Regions from separate parts of the Homo sapiens genome. Here region 2 is linked to region 1. Evidence: chromatin contacts called from ENCODE Hi-C or POLR2A ChIA-PET data. All regions are on one chromosome and are shown on one strand. Each heading gives the region's core, a stretch centred on a gene start or an enhancer-like site at or near the end of the contact. The rest is flanking DNA. Distances are from core to core; before and after follow the strand shown.

What was found. A loop is a pair of places that touch in the nucleus more often than their neighbours do. ChIA-PET counts read pairs that join two places held with the same protein, here RNA polymerase II (POLR2A). Pooled maps may share reads with other maps.
Region 2: a loop to region 1 is called in a pooled map, with 6 times the contacts of the local background. The contact joins two enhancer-like sites. A Hi-C loop is called at or near these places in 4 of 50 pooled maps. POLR2A ChIA-PET finds 5 or more read pairs at or near these places in 3 of 52 experiments (GM10248, common myeloid progenitor, CD34-positive and naive thymus-derived CD4-positive, alpha-beta T cell).

Annotation. Positions count from the first base shown.
Region 1 is chr3:122,530,946-122,535,411 of GRCh38, forward strand. All of the region lies in intron 10 of PARP9 (poly(ADP-ribose) polymerase family member 9), which reads right to left. LOC105374071 (a long non-coding RNA gene) reads left to right here. Exons shown (of 5, transcript XR_001740869.2): 4 at 179-274. Among named protein-coding and RNA genes, the nearest start is that of KPNA1, 18 kb to the left of the region's middle. RefSeq lists a silencer at 2,937-3,231. Within about 2 kb of position 3,091, at least 2 of the 41 ENCODE cell types and tissues checked have a DNase peak (open chromatin) inside an H3K27ac peak, as active enhancers do.
Region 2 is chr3:122,362,762-122,366,885 of GRCh38, forward strand. It overlaps MIX23 (mitochondrial matrix import factor 23), which reads right to left. Exons shown (of 5, transcript NM_001017928.4): 4 at 207-266. Among named protein-coding and RNA genes, the nearest start is that of MIX23, 18 kb to the right of the region's middle. RefSeq lists an enhancer at 2,883-3,027 and a cis regulatory region at 2,948-2,961. Within about 2 kb of position 2,875, at least 7 of the 41 ENCODE cell types and tissues checked have a DNase peak (open chromatin) inside an H3K27ac peak, as active enhancers do.

The DNA.
Region 1 (4,466 bases), core at 1,841-4,340:
CCAGCTACTCTAGTAGCCACATTTTAAAACATTTTTTTAAAAAAGGTGAAATTAACATTTTTATTTAAGCCATTCAAGATGTTATTTTAACATGTAATCTATATTTTGAAAAGTATTAGATATTTTACATTCTTTTGTAGTAGGTCTTTGAAATCCGGTGTGTATTTTATACTTACAGCATCTTTCAATTTAGACCGGCCACATTTCAAGTGCTCAATAGCCGCATGTAGCTAGCGGCTACAATATTGAACAGTGCAGCTCTGGAAATTTAAAAGTGAGTAAGATATGATCCCTATTCTCAACATTTCACAAAGGGAAGTCTCATCATGTAAACAGATAAAATATAGTACAATTTATGTGGCAAGGTAATATTTTGAGATAAAAATCAAAGATTTTCTTTCCCGGGAGTTTCTTCTTGCTCTTTGTTCTTCCACCTATTGAGTCCTTGCTACTTCTTATTAAGGGCGAAAAGGATAAAGATGAGAACAAAGTCTATATATAAATATATGTATAGTTTTTTGAGAACTGCCTGCTGGGTGCAGTGGCTCACATCTGTAATCCCAGCACTTCGGGAGGCCGAGGCGGGTGGATCACGAGGTCAGGAGTTCGAGACCAGCCTGGCCAACATGGTGAAACCCCGTATAACTGTATGTATATAATTGTATGTATCTATATGTTTGTGTTTACAAGTACATATATATATATGTAATTATTTTTAATTCACAGAAGAGAGTATGGTCTTGAAATTCTGGCTTTCAGAGTTAGCTTTTCTGAGAGGAAAAGGGCTTTTTGAACCAAAAGCTAAAAACCAGAAGGATTCAGAGCATGGGTTGTTTTTTTTTATTATTTTATTTTGTTTACCATAAATGACAGAGCAGAGAGTAATACAAAATATTCTAAGAACATTTTTCTCATTTCAAGACAAATGAAAGTTCTTTCTTCCAGCTGGTGGGAAAAGAAGTATCAGAAGTGATGTGACTAGAGCTCTTGGGGGAGCTTGGGAAAGGGCTCCCTTCACTACCCCCACTCCCTTGAGAGCCCTGGGAGTCAAGAGGGGGCAGAACAATGGAAATCTCGGAATAAGAACAATTGGAGGGACTCACAGAGCAGACAGGACCCTGGCCTGACTCTGGTGGGTGCAGTCCCTCATCCAGCTTCATCACCTGAGTGGAGAGTGGCAATGGCTGGAGAAGTCTCTGGAGCAGGTGAGGACCACTACCCAAGACCCTGCATTCAGCTTGGAGGATGAACATGCTCAAAAATTTCCTGTGTGGCAGGAGGAACACAGACATGGCCTGGAAAGGAATTTCTTCAGCATGGAAAAGACATAGAGTGGCCTGTGCAGACACTACCTGAGTGTGAAAGGCACAGGAGACTGCTAATGACCAAAGCTCAGGTGGTTTATCAAGCAGAGGACAATGGGAGCCATAAGCCAGACAACCCTCCCCACAATGCCTCTCCCAGCATAGACAAAAGAGGAGAAAAGGGGCAAACATTGCAGGAACTGAGTTTCAATCTTGAAGGGACTATGAAAACTCTGAAAATGACTGAGTTCACCTTGAACTGTCAAGATTCAAATTTTCCACATCTGTGGTCATGGGGAACGTGAGAGTTGGGTAAAGTTCCATTATAGAGCCATAAAGGAAATGAGTTCTATGCCTGAGTTTTGTAGGACTACAGATTTTAGTACTTATTAAAGTTATAGATGTCATAACAAAGGAATGGAGGTATGCAGGAGCACAGAGGAGGAAGATACTTACTAGGCCTGTAGGCCTGCAGGAAAGATGCCAACCAGGAGATGCCATTTGTACTATGTCTTAAAGAATAGGGGTTTGTAGCACTGAAAAGGGCAAGGAGGGAAGTCATTCCACAGACAACGGGATAGAGGCATGAAAGTAAACAGCATGTTTAGGGAACTCTAAAAAGTTAATGGCTGCAGTCTTGAGGAACATAGTGGGTGATGACTGCTGAAATAATGTGGGAGCTAGGGCCTTATATTCTCTGCTAAGGAGTTTGGGCTTTTATCCCGTAGGCAACTGGGAATACAGATATTAAGCAAGAATGTAATTTTTAGCGTGATAATTCTGGTGGTAAAGGATAGATTAGGTAGGGGTGTGTTTTGTGGCAAGGAGAGGACCTAGTAATAGTCTAGGTCTGAAGGAAGATTAACTAAGGCAGTAGGAATAGAGAGGTGAAACTGGGCTGAGATCTTCATGAGAGTGAATCACTAGGACTGGGTGAATGCCTGGGTATAAGGGTGAGGGAAAAGGAGGAATGGAGGATGATAATGTTTCAGCCTTAGGAAACCTGGTAGGTAGATGGTGATGATACTAACCAGGTTAGGGAGAATCAGCAAACAAAGGGCATATTTCTTAGGGAAAATCATGACCAAGAAAAGGGATCAATTTGAGTTACCTATGGGACATCTGGGTAAAGATGTCAAAAAGAGAGTGAGACATATGAACCTGCAGGTCAGGAGAGAGGTAGGGAGTTAAGAGTTAGAAATTCCTAAGTCGTCATCATTGAGGTAGGAGTTGAGGCCATGGGAACAGGTGCCATCACCAAGGGGGACATCGTAGAGGAAAAAAGAGAGAAGATAAAGAATGGGCAACAGGTGAACTCGTGAGATTATAAATTGTAAGGGCAAGAACTCTATGGTTTTTTATTTACACTCTATTTCTAGTACCCCTAGCACAGGGCCTGATTCATAGAATGTGCTTAATAAATACCTGTGGAACAAATGAATCAACCCAGTAAGAAACTGCATGTGTAGATGCCTTCTTGCTGCACTCAACCAAGTCCTACAAGCAAGAGATTTATTCAGAACTGGTTGGAATGCAAACATAAATAGAAAAAAGAAAATAAAGGTTTGTTAACAGAAGTTCTGTCTCCTTTGCCTGTGGGTGGCCATCTAAATTGACTGAGAGTCCTATAATTTGGAATATTGCACGGCTGAAAAAGCTAAGAGCTTTTGTACTCCAAATAACAACAGCTTCAGTGGTAGCAAGATTGGTGTCTCCTGGGCTTGTCTGGCACCTTCTGTTAAGAGTTCTCTCTAGCCTACAGAGATGAGTCAATTGGTGCAGGTCACATTATGAGTCATGTCTGAATTGCCTCAAGGCAGTGGCTGTTAAGCTAAGGGATAGGGAGAAGGGCAGAGCACACAGACAGCAGGTAAGAGACCAAAATCTTGAGTTGAAAGACTATATGGAGACAAGATCTGTGGTTAGGTTATAAAGACATAAACTTAACCAGAAGAAATTAGGCCTCGTGCCCACTGAATTTTTAAAGGAACTGTATTGCTGAAGAAACCACAAGCCTGGTTGCAACAGCCTGAGCACATTCTAGCCTGTGAGAAAATCCATGGCTCCCTGATAGGCAATGAACCTGGAAATAGCCAAGGGCCACAATATATAAGGAAGATTTTCCCAGAGTGCAAAATAAAGGTTTTACAACATGGAATAGGGAGTCCTCTCTATACCTGTTCGGCAGCATGTAGATAAGTGGTGTGAGCCAGTGGCTGTTGTGTGTTTTGCTTCTCCCCTTTCAACATGAGAGTTTTCATTGCAGTTTTCCCGCTCCTTTTTATATCACTATATAATGAGTATGTTGGGGGCAGTATCTTGCCTTTAAGCTTTAAGAGAGAACTGCCTGCTGGGCATGGTGGCTCATACCTGTAAGCCCAACACTTTGGGAGGCTGAGGTGGACGGATCACGAGTAGCTGGAGATCAGCCTGGCCAACATGATGAAACCTCGTCTCTACTAAAAAAAATACAAAAATTAACTGCACGTGGTGGCACATGCCTGTAATCCCAGCTACCTGGGAGGCTGAGGCAGGAGAACTGTTTGAATCTCGGAGGCGGAGGTTGCAGTGAGCCAAGATGGTGCCACTGCACTCCAGCCTGAGTGACAGAGCAAGACTCCGTCTCAGAAAAATAAATAAATAAATAAAGAGAGAACTGCCTGAACTTGAGCTGATGATGAGTCTGGCTAAGACCTTGGGACCATATTCCTTGGGAGGATAGTGGGTGTCTTAGATGTTTTAGTAAGAAAGATGTGTATAGATGTTGGGTAGGCAAGTAGCAGAGTCTGTCACAGGACTGAAAAGAGAATACTCACTAGATTTGGAAAGTAAGAGCACAGCGATGATCTTAATGAAAGTAATTTAAGTAGAAGTAGTGGGTGGGGATTGCAGAGAAGCCAGCTTTAGGAGCAAATGGAAATTATAGATTTTTTAAGACTTTGCTAATGAAGGGACTATACTGATCATCACTTTCCTGATTGCCCCAAAAGGCTTCTTGGTAGGGATTCATTTCTCTATTTTTATCCCCAGTAATTGTCTATGTTCAACATTTACCCCAAGTTTTGCCTATGTTCTCTCCAGAACAAAGAAAAGATGATTTCTAGAGCCTTTGCATCCTAGAAACCAAGTCTATTGGAATTGACTCCTCAGCAAGGATCATGC
Region 2 (4,124 bases), core at 1,625-4,124, 170 kb before region 1:
ATGGCTCTAATTAGATGCTAACTGCATCCTGCTCTCCCTACCCTCCCCCCAACCCCAAAAGGTTACAATCCTCAATTGTAAATGTAAACGAGTGATCTCTACTTTCCTTACAGCCTCAAGGCACTCTTTACTCCCCCTCCCTTGGTTTCCCTTTGCTAGTTCAGTTTCCCTCCTACTTCTTTCCAAACACCAACATTATTTTATACCTTCCAGCTCCTGTCATTTACCACTTCTTCAACATTCAGTTCTGACTGCATCCATTTCAACTGCAAGAAAAAAAAAAATTGAAGTTATAAAATTTAAAGAGCAAGAAAAAAAACTGAAGTTATAAAATTTAAAGAGCTAAAACCACACTCATGTTTACCCAACAAAACCTGCTACTGCTCTAGTATTTTTGTCTGTTAATGGCAGAGTTTGGAAGCTTCTTTGACACAATCAGCTTTCCCCATATCTAATCAATTGCTAATCTCAAACTTTGCTGCATATCCTAATCACCTTGAGAGCTTTAAAAAAAAAATATCCCAAGGCCAGTCAGTTCACAGAAGACATACAAAAGGCCAGTAAACATAACAAAATGCCAATCTTACTCCAGTATAAAGAAATGCAAATTAAGCCATAACATGGCAGAATGAATAAGTTTGATAAAACCTAACATTAGTGAAGGTACGTGAAAAGATATACTCATATATTCTTAGTAAGAGTATAAATTGTTACAAAATCTATGGAGGGCAATTTGGCAAGAATCATAGGAAATGTACATTCTCATGTCCTTGAACCCAGGGATTCCAGTTCTAGAGATTGATCATACAACTACAGACTTGCAAAGATAGCACAGAGGAAAAAAAGGACAAGGAAGTGCAAACCTGACCTGAATAGAGAATTAAGAAAAAAAACCCTCAGGGAGGAAAGAGAATATACATGGAAGTGATCTAGAAAGGCATGCGTTTCCTCACACCTTAACCATACAGTCAGAGGTCTCAGGCTAAAAATGCCAAGTCTTTCTAGCTTTCTTTATAACTGCCAACCTAATTACTCCAACAGAAAAGTAGCCAATTCCATTGCCAGGCCCTGAGAGCAGGACTCACCATACTCCCAGTAGCATTTTGTTAGAGGACTTGAAGGGGAAAAAGCTGGCTAGTTCCAGGCAGAAGGCTTGAAAATATTCAGGAAAATGAGGAGAAAAAAGCATGAACTATAGGTTGATGCCAACTAAGAGGTTAACACCAGGACGATTTCCTCAGGCCAAAGTGAAGAACCCAGGCCAGATTTGGGAACAAAATGTCAGAAAGCTCAACAAGATCTGGGCAAGCATGAATCTGACACCTAGGCCAAAGACCCTGGCCAACCAGGAGCGCAGTTCAGGCAGGAGGTTTGAGAAATTTGTGGCAACAACGATAAGAATGGAACTTCGGACAGATCCAATGGCTCCTTGCAAACTCCCTTCTTAGATTCAGAACTGGCGTCAAAGCGTAGGCCTGTACATATGGCTAGAACTGTGGAACAAGGAGAAGGACTCATTCTGACAATTAGTCCTGTGCTGTGCAGTAGTAACAAGCCTGAAGAAGCCCACCAATGCAACCTAAGTTCCCATTTTAATCAGCCATACAGACCAAAATCATTAAAGCTCCACTTCTCTGACAAAGCCTGGACTGACTGCCAAAGAAATAATTTCAGTTGAAGAACAGTGTGAAAGTCACTAAGATAGTCTTCAAAACTGCTCTCAAATATTTAAAGGGATACTATGTAGAAAAGGGTTCAGAATTATCCTGGGTAACTCCAGAGAGAAGATTAAGAAGCAGTACTTATATATCATGGGAGCAGAATTTCACAATATGAAAATCTTCGAACATTAGAACTGTCCAAAAGAGAATACCCTGACACTGAGACAGGGAATCCTCCCCTGTCACAACACCCTGCCCTTAAGCAGTAGTGAAACAAAAGCTAGAAACCACTGGTTGGTGATATGACAAAGAAGATTAATGCAACAAATATGGAGTCCCAGAGACTCATAAAGGAAAGAAACTGCTACTTTGTAGCAGCCAATATGCTAGCTCTTACTTACATCCTTGAATCCTCCCCGCACATGCCCCCCAGAAATAAGAAGTTATTAGGTATCAACTCCATTTTACAGATTCAAAATCAGACTTTTCAGAACAATTAATACACAAGGTTACAAAGCCACCAAGGTAGGTGGGATTTATTTCCTCAGAGCTGTCTGCCTTTGGATTATTTTTTAAAATTCTACAACATTGCAGATATTACAGCCAATTTCTAATACAATTTTATCAGTGCTACCAACAAACTGTCACCTTTGAGACAGTTGTCTTTGAGACTGTAGGTCTTCAACAGGTAAACTTAAGGCCACTAACATGTGACAGCAGTTATAGAGGTCCAGCAACGAAGGTGCTTTTTTTGAGTTAAATATTCAGGTAAACTAGTGGGGATTTTTTGACTGGCATCTGTCTATAAATGAAATATACTCACTAAAGTATCTGACTATTAGTCACAACTTAAAGAAACTGACTGAATGCAGGGTCAGAAGAGATGGGTTAAAGTCCCAGTTCTACCACTTACTAGCTTGTGGCTTTGGGGGTGTCAGTTAGTATCTCAAGTATCTCTGAGTCTTTTTCCTCAGATAGAAAATGAAGAGGTAGAGCTGTACCATCTCCAAGAGCTCTCTCTGATTCCATAATCTTCATAGCAAACTTGAAAATTGAAAAAAAAAATTCACATTTCCTTATTTGCTTATGTACTACCCCATGGTTACCCCCAACCCTATATGTTATCAAGCTAGAAAGCAAACCTCATGCAACTCACTGATTGGTTTCTAAACCCTCCTTGCAGTGGTCATCCTGGTGATTCTATCTGGGCCCTAAAGACACAAGGGCAGATCTCAAGGCTGAGCAAATTGTGTGTCACAATCATTCCCAAACACTCAGTAGAGTTTTGAACTTTGCTCTCCACTAATGAGTCACTCTGTTGTTTGACTTGATCTGCAAACAGTGACTTTTCAGTTTCCAATTTAACAGCCTTTGCCCTGCAGTTTCCTTTGTCAACACCTTCAAGGGCGTTGAAATACAAACTCCAAAATTACTAGACTTTCACCAGTTTTATATAAATTATCTATATGCCGGCTGGACACGGTGGCTCATGCCTGTAATCCCAGCACTTTGGGAAGCTGAGACGGGCAGATCACAAGGTCAGGAGTTCGAGACCAGTCTGGCCAACATGGTGAAACCCTGTCTCTACTAAAAATACAAAAAAAAATTAGCTGGACGTGGTGGCAGGCACCTGTAACCCCAGCTACTAGGGAGGCTGAGGCAGGAGAATCTCTTGAACCTGGGAGGCGGAAGTTTCAGTGAGCCAAGATTGCACCACTGCACTCCAGCCCAGGCGATAGTGCGAGACTCCATCTCAAAAATAAATAAATAAATAAATAAATAAATAAATAAATAAATAAATAATCTATATGCCTTCATGAACAGCAAGGGGAGTAAGATCAACATCACTGCATAAGGTCACTGTCCAAGGGATCCACCAGTGCCTGTGGCATGAGCAGGTATGGAATACAGACCTGACGCAGTAGTCATGAACAAAGAGAGCAGCAAAGACAGTGGCTGAGTCCTGGATCCAGTGAGACATCCAGAATTGGCGGAATGATCGAAAAAGTGCAGCAGCCTGGCCTACTCACCTTGTGTGCAGCCAGCTACAAGGAAAGAGGTTTCTTTTCTTTTCTACTAATAGTTTTCAATAGATGACGAGGTCCCCTTTTCAAAGTTCAGCTACATCTACTAAACAAAGGGCAAACTTCATGACTGTGCAGTATGAAAAGCATGACTCAATCCCACAAGGATCCGTAAGTCACCTATTATGCCATCTTAAAATACAAACATGAAGTCAGGTGTGATGGCTCACACCTATAATCCTAGCACTTTGGGAGGCTGAGGAAGGTGGATCACTTTGAGCTCAGGAGTTTGAGATAAACCCGTGTAACATGGTGAGACTCCATCTCTACCCAAAATACAAAAAATAAGCTGGGTGTGGTGGTTCGCGCCCGTAGTCCCAGCTACTGGGGAGGCTGAGGCAGGATTGCTTGAGCCCCAGAACCAGAGGTTGCAGTAAGC